Regions from separate parts of the Homo sapiens genome. Here regions 2 and 3 are each linked to region 1. The links are chromatin contacts, found by Hi-C or POLR2A ChIA-PET in ENCODE. All regions are on one chromosome and are shown on one strand. Each heading gives the region's core, a stretch centred on a gene start or an enhancer-like site at or near the end of the contact. The rest is flanking DNA. Distances are from core to core; before and after follow the strand shown.

Region 1 (3,886 bases), core at 837-3,336:
TATCTAAATGAATATTATAAATATGGTTATAATATATCAAAAGCGATCATGAAATGAGACATATAAGCCATATAATAATAGTTTAATAATAAGAATTTAGGTATAACCCCCAAATTATATTAACAAGAGTAAAGAATGAAAAATGGAGAGTAGGAGAAAGTTGAAATGTAGAGCATTTCTCATTTTAGAGAATGGGAGGTCAAAAGACAATGGTTCTTTTTCTTTTTTTTTTTTCCTCTATCAAGTTTGGAGAAATAAAGGTGCCATACGTTTTTGAAAAACTTAATGAAAACTACTTGTAGTGCTAATAAACAGAATGTGTACCTTCCAAATGATTACAGAAAATAAAAGCCACCCCTAAAAAATTGTAGCATCAGACAGAAAACAAAGAAACTAATCAAAAGCATTTTTTAAGCATAAAACAAAATGGCTGAAATAAGACCAAAAGTCTTACTCATTCATTTGTCTTCCCTCCTTTTCTTACCCCTGCTCTTGCCTTAGACCAGGCCCTGATCTGCTCTCTGTCTTCTAAAATACAGCATACAGCCTCCTAATCAGCCTCTCTCCCTCAGATCAGATCTTTGCAGAGCAGAGGCTGCACTCATGCTATCATTTGTAGAGTGGGGACATTGGCAAACTGTTGATTACAGGTGTGCAATGAGGAGAGAACAGAGATTAAGACAAGCATGTGAAGCTTTTGTAGCAATTTGACAAGCTATTTTGTGTCTGTTGAAACTAATAATTAATAATTGGTGCTTGCATTTTGTACCTTTTTATTACATTTTTCTAGTAACTCATTTTTTATTATAGTTTCTAAAAATATCAGTCTGTAATATATGAGAAAAGGCAGAAAACAGCTGGTCCTTCACCACGGATGGTTTGAGAAGCCCAGAGCATATCTAAGTGAATTCCATGGAATCTGTCACTTCTCTGCCCACAAACATTCAGTGGCTCCCTCCTGTTCCTAACAATGATTCTTCTTTTCCTGCCTCCACACTATTCCTATGGGCAACATTGCCTATCAGTCATGCCTCTTATTATACAGGGATTCTCAAAGGGAGAGGGCAGAGACGAAAATCTCAAACCTGGAAGGAAAGCAGTAGGAATGTGCACTTTGAAACATAAAACCCTAAAGATTTGGATACATCTGCAGTGTGTGTGTCCCCTTCCCTTCCTCCTCCGCTACCCTCAGGCCACACCTCCAGGCCCTCCCCAACAGCACCCCCAGAACTCAGGAGCTCAGAGATTGCACCCTGGACACACCCCGCAGTCCCCTGCCTGCCCCTTTTCTCTTCTTCCAAGACTGTCACCTCTCCCCTCCACCACACTCTGCTCCTTCTTGAAGCCCCAACTCAAAAGTCATGCTTTCCTGTTCCCTCCTTCCCAACCCCTCCCAGGCAAATTTTCTTGCTCCTTTGAGGCAAAAGCTCCATACACATACCTAACTTTGACACTGAGGCTTCAATTTTAGGGGTTTTCCTAAGGACAAAATTAGGGTTTATGTACAAATTTATCTATAAAATTATTAAATTCAGAGTAGTACAGGATTGGTTAAATAACTAACTTCTGTCCATACAATAGAATAATACACAGCTACTAAAAATTTTGAAGAAGAATGCATGTAACATGGAAATATGTTTGCAATGATCTGTTAAGTAAACAAGTAGATTATAAAATAAAATGTGTAGGTACATATATGGGAAATGTTTAAATGTTATTTAAATATAGTGATAAATATAAGCATAATATAGATCTAGTTACAGATAAAGACACACACACAGACAAAGGGACAGGCACAAATGTAGGCCAAGATACAAAGATGCATACAGATGCAGATACAGACCAAATGTGAAGAAGTGTTATTTCTGTGTTATGGGATTATAAGTAGTTCCGGTTTTTCTCTTTTTTCCTATCTGTATGTTCTACCAGAAATGTTGATTATTTTTTGCAATAAGAAAAAAAAAGTTAAAGAATTAATTGTTGCCCATGCAGGTTGCCATGGAGCTCTGCACAGTCTTGGAGGAAAGCACTTCCCCTTGTACCTTTGGTTGTTTACTTTGCCAGCTCCCACTGGATGTGGTCCCAGGAGGTAGAATCACCTGGCAAACACAGCATCCCAACACTGAACAGTCTCCAATGACACATTTGCAGAACTAAACTGAATGTGTTGAATTGCCCGAAGACAAACACTGAACAGTCAGGCATCCATGCCATTTCCCAGGAAACCAAAAATTGAATTGATCAAAATGACCAGGGCAGCTGGACTCATGAAACATGAGTCTTTAGTACTCACCTGTCTGGATGAAGTGTGAGTTGAACTTGGTCAAGGGAAACGTGAAAAAACCCTATTGGAAGTGCCCGTTAACCTTAATGGACACTGCATTAAGCAGCCCTCCCCAGCTGTGTTTGTGGAAGAAGCCTGGGCTGTGATGACTCATCCAGTGGGTATTGATTCTTTTCAGGTAGTTCAGAGGGAAAGTTTTTCGTGAAACTGCCTGGGAAATGGGGCAAGTCCCCAGAATGAGCATATTAGCAGATATGATTTTTCACTTAGTTTCTGTGTGTTTGTGTCTCTGTATAATAATAATGCTCTCTGAAACGTATAGACTGGCTTTCCCCTGAAGAGGATACAGTTCTTTCACACATATTGAGCCCAATTTTCCCATTTCTCAAGTTTCTCTCAAAGAGTGTGAGTACTTCAAGACACATTAGCTCTGCAAAGCGTCTGGACTTTTATTTACTGACAGACGGCTACTGCTGAAGGAATCAAGGCAGCTTAACGCCATCTGACTGTGTTGGCTTCCAGACACTCACAGCCTCCCAGGGCCTCTCATTCATCCTTATACATCATGTGTGAAAGAGCTAGCGGCAGGTAGAGCATCACACAATTATAGAGACAGAGGCACTGTGCATTGCCTAGCACTGTAAACCTATTCTAGTGAGTTGAATGGTGGCCTCCAAAAGGTATGTCCGTCCAGAGCCTCAGAACGTGTCCCTTATTTGGAACAAAGGTCTTCACATATGTGATTTGGGTAAGCATCTGAAGATGAGATCATCCTTGACTAGGGTGGACTCTAAATCCAATGGCCTGTCCTTATAGGATAAGAGAGGGAGAAATTAACACAGAAACACACTGAGAAGAAGGCCATGTGAAGACAGAAGCAGAGATTGGAGTGATGCTGCTATAAGCCAAGGACCTCCAGGAATCACCGGAAGCTGGAAGAGGCCAGGAAAGATTCCTAGAGCCCTTGGAAAGAGCACAACCCCATCTGACAATTTGACTCTGGCCTCTAAAACTGTAAGCAAACAACCTTCTGTTGTCTTCCGCCACCAAGTTCGTGGTTAATTTGTTGCAGCAAACCCAGGAAACTAATATATTAATAAAATCATGATTCTAGAGTATACTAAACAGATTGAAGAAATCACATGAGCTCATGGAACTATATGTGTGTTCACAAGCTTGCAAGCTTAGGCTTAATTTTTCAGCCCTGACTTTTTAAACATATACTCTCCCTCACTTGTGCCATGAACAAGTTAGGGCTAAAAATTATGATCCTAAAAATGGGCACCTGTTTTAAATAGGATTTGACTTTTAAAACATAAGAAGACAGGATGTTTCCTTTCTCTTCCAGCCCACCCTACCCTCCACTCACCCCTAGACACTATACATATCACCAATCTTGAAAGGTAATATGTGTAGGAGTTAAGAACATGGGTTATGGAGTCAACCAGACTTGCCTTTCCCTGGATTGCATGACCTTGGCCAAGTCACTTAATCTCTCTGAGTTTCAGTTTCTTTATGTGTATACTGGGATAGTGCATGTCATAAGCTTAGCACATGGCCAGGAATATAGTAGTCAGTATTGAAAGTGTTCAGTCAATACTG
Region 2 (3,886 bases), core at 559-3,058, 750 kb before region 1:
TTTGTGTTTTGCACCAAGTAGCTCCTACTTATCCTCAGGTCTTGGCTTCAGTGTCATATTTTGGGACGGCTTCCCTGTCCCTCAAATCTGGTAGAACTGCCACTCCTCTGAGTTCCCATGGTACACATGGCCACTGATGGTACACATACCCCTTTGGATTACGTCTGTCTGTTTACTTCTTTGTCTGTACCAGACCGCCTACTCCATGAAGGCAGAACTCAAGTCTGTCTTGTCTGTCTTTGAGTCCCTCTGCCCCATGCTCATTAAGTATATGGAAGTTGAATAAAGATAGAAAATTTCTCTATTTGTTTCCAAAGACTTTGAGGTTCATCACTTCTTTACAGAGTCTGAGCGTCCCAGTGTTGTGTGGCTGCCATAGTCAAGTGCTTCCCTTTGTGCCCAAGCGAAAAAGAGAAGAAAAGAACTGTGCTGAGGCAGGAGGCCCCACACTTTTGGAACAGTCTACTCTAGCAATGCCTCCTTATCCCCTCCCAAAAGACTGAAAAAGCTAGTAGGGTTTAAAGCCCAGACTTAAATGACATTGAACTATGCCCTATAAGACACCAATTCAGTTACTAGAGGGGTCAAGGTCAAAGTGGAATGTTTTGTGGAAAGAATAGAGATGTCATAAAACTTATAGAGTTGAGGAAATGAGTAGTTTTCTAGGAATTTTAGAATTCTGAAAGAGATTCTTGAATTTCCTGTTCTTCCTCTTCCTTGTCACCTCTTCCCTGCCTTCATACCCTCAGCCATATATGTGGCTATGGCCCACCAATAAGGATACTGGAGAAGTCCTGTCATAGAAACTCACCAAGAGAGCACTTCCACTTCTCCCCTTGGGTCCCTGCTCTAAGTCTTTGCATCTTTGCTCTTCTGGTTTTGTCACCTGGCTTCTGAAAATTCTTTAGGCCAAAAACTCCCTAGAAGCAGGGTTCAAGATGGGAATTCTTATGCACGTGATCTATTCAGGGAGTACTTCCAAGAGAAATCTATAAGAAAGTGAGAGAAATAGGACAGAGAAGGGGAAAAAACTCTAGGCAAAGATGTGGTTTCAGATGAAATCTATCTTTATTCTTCATCCTTACCCTCTGGAGGGTAAACTGTACCACAGAGCCTGCCCTATCTTAAGATGAAGAAATGAATCCTGTGCTGGTGAGTCATTGGATCAGGGCTGCCCCAGGTGGGAACAGAAGGAGTCAGGACACCAACTCCTGACACTACTGGGCTAGGCAGCTCCTGTTGCCCAAGGACACTTCCCTGGATGAGACTGCAGATGTGAGATGTTAGCAAAAGCACCCACAGCTGCTGGTAAGAGGTAAGCAGAGATTTGGCTGGGACTACAGGTCCTTTGTTTTCTGTTGGCAACTCGTTATGACCTTCTTCAGCTACAAGTCCTGGACAAGTGTGTTGTTTCTGGAAACCTCTGGTCAGTCCAGCAGCCTCTTCTCCTTCACACTCCACCCCAACCTTCCATATTTCCTGATATTATAGTTCTTTGTGAATGCTAAAATCATGATTCGTGACCCAACCATGTTCCTTGTCAGAAGCAAGGTGGGAGAAACAAATTAAGATGTTGCCATTACCACTCCCAGCTAGAACCACAAAGCAGAGACATTGCTAAGTATTTGTATTGCACAAAGAGTTATGCCTGACAGCAGTAAAATAGTAAGTTTTTATTAATGGGAGGGAGAAACTTGGTTATGCCCTTCATAAGAGTCTTAACTATGGGAAGAGTGATTGTGTATCCTTATGGAATGGAGAACAGTGGCCTCTGAGCACCTGCTTAGACCAGGTGACTAGTTCCTCATGACTCAATAGGTAAATGAGATGAACTTTGTGTAATCTTTCATGCATACCATTCATGTGATAATGTGGTAAATGGGTGGGGCTATCACCAGACAAATTTTGTTTTACATTCTAGTTTCATAGCTCATCAGCTGTTACAGCTTGGACAAGTTACTCACTTTTTGGAGACTCATTTATAAAACAGAGAGAGTACATACGTTGCAAAGTTGTTATGAAATTAAACACCACCTGGCACATAGTAGGAACTCAATAAATGAAAGTCATCATTCTCAGATTATTTCCTTCTACAGAAATAAAAACTAGAGGGGTGTGGGTGTTCAAGTGGGTATTGAAGTTGGAGTGGCAGAGAGACAGGGTTGGGGGAGAATATGTGCACTAGTGCTCAATTATTATTGTTCTGTTTAAACACCTATTACTTTATGAAATGCAACAATTTTTACATGAAACGTTATGATTATCTATACTTTAAAGAACCAGAGACCAAGAAATAGTTTGTTGTTTTTTTCTCTGTAGAGATCTGTTGATGAATATTAATGACACTCTTTACTCTCCTGCATACTTGCAAAGCTACAGGGAAACCAACTAATGCAAGTTCTAGGTTGAGGCAGTATCTGAGGTTCTTGTTGATCCCATTTCCCGTCCACCTAGCTCTTTCCAGAAAAGCCTATTCCAACATGGAAAACAGATGAAAATATCAGCTCCTTACTGAGCAGAATCAGTCCTGCCTCCTCCGGATTCTGGGGAATGGACTCAGGTCTTGGGTCTCTACATAAACCCCCAAATGCCAAGACATCTAGCTGTCTGCCCTTCAGTTATGATTCATCATAAGACTGACAGACATCCAGTCAATGTTTTTCTACAAATGACCCAGAATCTTCCTCATTCTTTCAGTAGGCAGATTCTACTTCCTTAGTGACTTTTTGTGGGTGTCATTTGAAAACTGGTATTTGTGCCATATGTCACACCAAAATTTCTCTGCTTGCCTGCATTGAGTATATATTTGCTGACAGTCTTGGGAGTTAAAGAAAAAAGGAATACCTGTTCTTAGGTAAAATGGCCCACTAGAACTCTGCTTTCATTCACCCCATTTTCTTTTCTTTTTTTTGATGGAGTCTTGCTCTGTCACCAGGCTGGAGTGCAGTGGTGCGATCTCTACTCACTGCAAGCTCCACCTGCCGGGTTCACGCCATTCTCCTGCTTCAGCCTCCCAAGTAGCTGACACTACAGGCGCCCACCACCACACCCGGCTAATTTTTTTTTTTGTATTTTTAGTAGAGACGGGGTTTCACCGTGTTAGCCAGGATGGTCTCGATCTCCTGACCTCGTGATCCGCCCACCTCGGCCTCCCCATGTCACCCCATTTTCTAAGCTCTTGAGTCCCTGATTCTGTGAATATAAACTATATTATACCTCTCTGATTCTAAAAATGTATATTAGAATATGAGACAGTGTTTGTCAACTATAGGATCTTCTGATACAGATGCTGATTCATTTGCTCTTTTTGTAATGGTTGCCATAATTACCCTAGTTTACGATAGCTTTATTATATAACAGCTTAGAAAAAAAAAGATTGTTTACTCTGGTCTCAGAACTATTCTCAGCAATTTTCATGGACTTACCTCGTTCGGTCCTCACAACTAAATCATGAGGTAGAAAACTGCTATTATACCTGTTTTACAGCTGATAAAGCTATAGTGTAGAGGTTTAAATCACTTGCTCAAAGTCAAACAGTAAAAAGGGGAGCTGACATTTGATCATGGGGCCAACTGATTCTGGCACATACATTCTTAGCACTTGTACCTTACAGAATGTCAATTGTGAGTGAATTCTATTAACTTTCTCTTCAAAGGCAAGAACACTCTCCAGCTCTAAACGTTTGAGACATACACTTTTTTCTTTTTCTTTTTTTTTTTTTTTGAGATGGAGTCTTGCTTTGTCACCCAGTCTGGAGTGTAGTGGTGTGATCTTGGCTCACTGCAATCTCCACCTCTTGGGTTCAAGCAATTCTGTCACCTCAGCCTCCCGAGTAGCTGGGATTACAGGCGCACGCCACCATGCCTGGTTAATTTTTGTATTTTTT
Region 3 (3,886 bases), core at 558-3,057, 600 kb before region 1:
TGGGAGTGGGACCCCTTCAGTATTTTTTAAATTTCCTCAGGTGATGGATTTCAACATGCTCTCCAAGTTGATAACCACCAATCTAAGCTAAAATCCTAAGATGTTGGAAGACTGAATTTCAAGTAATGGAAATTTGGTTTTATATTTACAAACAACAAACCTTCCTAATCAGCAAATAGATGCTTGTCCAAAACATACTCTATACAAAAAATACGTATGTATGAAATAAACAAAACGTGGTTTCACTTTTTTTTTGCTTTAAACAATGTTAAAGAAACCTAAAGTGTTATTAGTTGTTTCAAAAATTGATCCAAGTATAACCATGTTAGAAAAAAATACATATTAATTGTTGTGTTTCTCCCAAATTTCACACAGTTCAGAGAGTATTTCTGCCTATATTTTTAGCTAAGCATAGAGCTCTTGGTCTGGGAGACACTGAGAATTTCAAAATAGCTTGTTACCTAAAAATAAACTTCCTGAAATGAACTTGAGGCCCGAGAGGGATGAATGGCTTTATTTTTTTCTTCTATATTTACTGTTACCACAAGAAAGCAAATCTTAAATTTATATACGTTTATATTTTTAGAGACCCAGGAAACAGGTGCTATGCCCAAGCTACAAAGACAGTTGCAGGGCAAAGTATCTATGACAGAATCCTAAAATTCACAGGACAGAGAGTGACTGTGGAAAGGCATTGAAAGTGTTCCTCTCTAGGCAAGAGCGGAGGGAACATGAGGCTTTTCTTAGGCCTCTCTAAGGGTTATGCCTTGGAAAAGTACCTCACAACTTTCTGTGGCCCAGCAACTGTTCCAGCACCCCATGCGGTCTAAGTGCTTAATGTTTCTTAGTCTAGCATGTAAGTATTAATTCATGTTTGCTGGTTGAGTGCCTAGTAGCCTTGTCATACTTCACTGACTGTCCAAACTCATGTCTTAAACATCATCACCATCTCATTGAGGAAGAAAATGGGGAATGGGGTGTTACACCTTTATTTGAACTGCCCCTAGTTTGCAGCCTGTATTTTGCAAAGAATAGTCTGTCTTCCATATTTTATTGAATAAATGTGAATGAATATCACATTTATAATCACATTCCTCTCTAATCTGAGTGAAGAAGTTCTGTATCCTATCCTACATGGCATCAAGGGCCAAACATGGACTCCTTGTATTCATCCTGTGTTCACTCATTTATCCAATAAACATTTTTGTATGCCTGCTATGTGAAAGGTTCTCTTCCTGGCACTGGAGATATAGTAGGTAAGTGAGGTGGAGAAAGTTTCATGGAGCTTACATTTTTGTGGATAGATTATTAGCAAGTATGCGATGCAGATAGTTTGTGCAGACAATAAATAAAACAGAGTTGCTATAGGATGAAGAGGTGGCATTTGATCAGAGATCAGAAAAGTGACAGGAAGCTAAACAAAGGTAATAGCAAGTGAAAGGCCTGAGGAGGGAATGAACTTGGCTTCTTCCCAGAAGGGGGCAGGAGATTGGTGATGGTGGTGATAAGGGAGAGGTACAGAAGGCAGATCCTGAGGTGGATTCAGCTTTTATTTGCTGCGATCATAACTCCAATGCCTCACCAATGCTTGGGATTGTGTCTAGGAGGCACTCAGTAAGTGTTAGTTAATCAATTGATTTGCCTCAAACACAGAGAGAGATCAGTAGAACTAGTCCCTTGAAAAGAAGACCCTTATAGCTCTTTCAGGAGTAGGTCAGGAAAATGGCGGCAAAATCTTGTGCCTCCAGCAACGGTTCCTCCTTTGGTGTGGCACTTCATGACTCTGTGAGGTTATAGCCTCCCTGCCCAGCTGAGCGGTGATGCTCGCCTGGCTCCCACATCCTCTGTGCTGCCCTCTATTTTGGGTCACCCTGACTTGGTCTGTTTCCTGTCTTATTCACCAGCTAAACTATAATTTCCTTAAGGGTACTTTTATTTGTGGGCCCAGCACTCCGTACTATGCAGTGGGCCCATCTAGGTTTCTTTATTGAATGATAAGATTTTTGTAGAAAGTGGACCTTATGACAACCATTGACAAAAGCAAATGGCTACTCAACCACCCCAACCCCTCACCACCCCTCACCACGGTACAATGGATTTTATTACAAATTGCATACACCAGATAATTCTAATCTGATGTGAAGGAATTATTTTGCCTTTCTTCAGATTCATTCTCATGACATCAAGTTCATTTGAAATTGCATAACATCTTCAGGAATTCATTGGCAGGCTGCCTGGCAGTTGGATAATCATTTAATATATCTTTCTCTCTCCTCAGTTAATAACGACATGATAGTCACTGACAACAACGGTGCAGTCAAGTTTCCACAACTGTGTAAATTTTGTGATGTGAGATTTTCCACCTGTGACAACCAGAAATCCTGCATGAGCAACTGCAGCATCACCTCCATCTGTGAGAAGCCACAGGAAGTCTGTGTGGCTGTATGGTAAGCAAGCCTTTTAAGAAGTTATTCTTTCTTTTCCCCTTTTTACATAATGTATTCTCATAGTACACACAGTCAGTGTATCTCTGTCTCCTAAATGTAAACACCTGTTCCATTTCCCTTTCCTTTAGACCATCTCTCTTTCGATTATTAAATGTAGTTTCTAGGGGTGTTCTCTGCATGTATGTGTACGTTTATGTGGGTATATAAACGTATCATGATTATAAAATGATCATGATAAATGTAAAGATCATAAAATGATCTTTAATATAATAAATCTGGAAACTCTTTCTTGTATCAAGAAGAGGGATTTGCCGCTTAGTAGTCATTTAACCGACACCTCCTCAGCACCCCATAGTGAGACCAGGAGCTTTGTTCTCTTGAGGCAATCTCAGGTCTGGAAGAAGAGGTGATGAAAGGTTGGCTGTTGGAAGAGAAAACTACCAGCCAAAAATGGGGAATCTACTTGGAGAACCACAAAAACAACCTGTTTTTTTAGTCAGAAATTCTGGTTATATTATTCATATAACCATTGGGATAGATATGACTTCTTTCTCTCAGCTCAGAACTACATATTTCTTTTTTTTTTTTGAGATGGAGTCTTGCTCTGTCATTCAGGCTAGAGTGCCATGGCACAATCTTGGCTCACCGCAACCTCCACCTCCCAGGTTCAAGCGTTTCTCTTGTCTCAGCCTTTCGAGTAGCTGGGATTACAGGTGCCCACTACCACACCTGGCTAAGTTTTGTATTTTTAGTAGAGACGGGGTTTCACCATGTTGGCCAGGCTGGTCTCGAACTCCCGACCTCAGGTGATCCACTCGCCTCTGCCTCCCAAAGTGCTGGAATTACAGGCATGAGCCACCATGCCCGACCAGAACTATATATTTTTATCGGATCACATTTTCTCCTCTCTCTCTCTCTCTCTCTCTCATTCCCTCCAACTCATACATACATCTCAAATAATAATTATACATACACAGTGGATACTCATGAATCATTTGATTAATTCATGGTTATAGATTGTGAGCATGAACAAGAAATAACCTTGATCTTTAGAAGAGTTGTAATTTTACAAAAGTACATAAATTCATTAATGAGATATGACATTTTGCAGACTTATTCTGATGTTTTTAATTTATTGGCCATTTTAAAAAAAGTAACTTATGTGTCTCCTGGCTAGTTGACAAACAAGAATATAAACCCAAATATCTCTCCCCCTTTTTTGGGAATGAGTCATTTGAGACCCCTAGACCATGTAAAGCTAGCCTTGATGATAGATCTGGAAACCTTGCAAACTTCTGTACATACCACGGGATGAACTGGTTTCTTAAGAACTGAAGGAATGTTAACAGCAAAGACTTGTCATGACATACTTGCCAATATGATATGATACCTGTCCATGTCCACTTCTAGGTAACGCTTTCAAAGAAAGGATTTGGACA

Evidence for each region. Hi-C counts contacts between places; a loop is a spot of excess contacts on that map. ChIA-PET counts read pairs that join two places held with the same protein, here RNA polymerase II (POLR2A). Pooled maps may share reads with other maps.
Region 2: a map with no recorded cell type shows a loop between it and region 1 (15-fold over the local background). The contact joins two enhancer-like sites. A Hi-C loop is called at or near these places in 2 of 37 single-sample maps with no recorded cell type and 5 of 50 pooled maps.
Region 3: a loop to region 1 is called in a map with no recorded cell type, with 3 times the contacts of the local background. The contact joins two enhancer-like sites. A Hi-C loop is called at or near these places in 6 of 37 single-sample maps with no recorded cell type and 7 of 50 pooled maps. POLR2A ChIA-PET finds 5 or more read pairs at or near these places in 3 of 52 experiments (activated CD4-positive, alpha-beta T cell and activated T-cell).

Annotation. Positions count from the first base shown.
Region 1 is chr3:31,245,950-31,249,835 of GRCh38, forward strand. No RefSeq gene overlaps it. Among named protein-coding and RNA genes, the nearest start is that of MIR466, 86 kb to the left of the region's middle. Within about 2 kb of position 2,087, at least 2 of the 41 ENCODE cell types and tissues checked have a DNase peak (open chromatin) inside an H3K27ac peak, as active enhancers do.
Region 2 is chr3:30,501,028-30,504,913 of GRCh38, forward strand. No RefSeq gene overlaps it. Among named protein-coding and RNA genes, the nearest start is that of LINC01985, 16 kb to the right of the region's middle. Within about 2 kb of position 1,809, at least 2 of the 41 ENCODE cell types and tissues checked have a DNase peak (open chromatin) inside an H3K27ac peak, as active enhancers do.
Region 3 is chr3:30,642,469-30,646,354 of GRCh38, forward strand. TGFBR2 (transforming growth factor beta receptor 2) reads left to right here. Exons shown (of 7, transcript NM_003242.6): 2 at 2,279-2,447. Among named protein-coding and RNA genes, the nearest start is that of TGFBR2, 38 kb to the left of the region's middle. Within about 2 kb of position 1,808, at least 20 of the 41 ENCODE cell types and tissues checked have a DNase peak (open chromatin) inside an H3K27ac peak, as active enhancers do.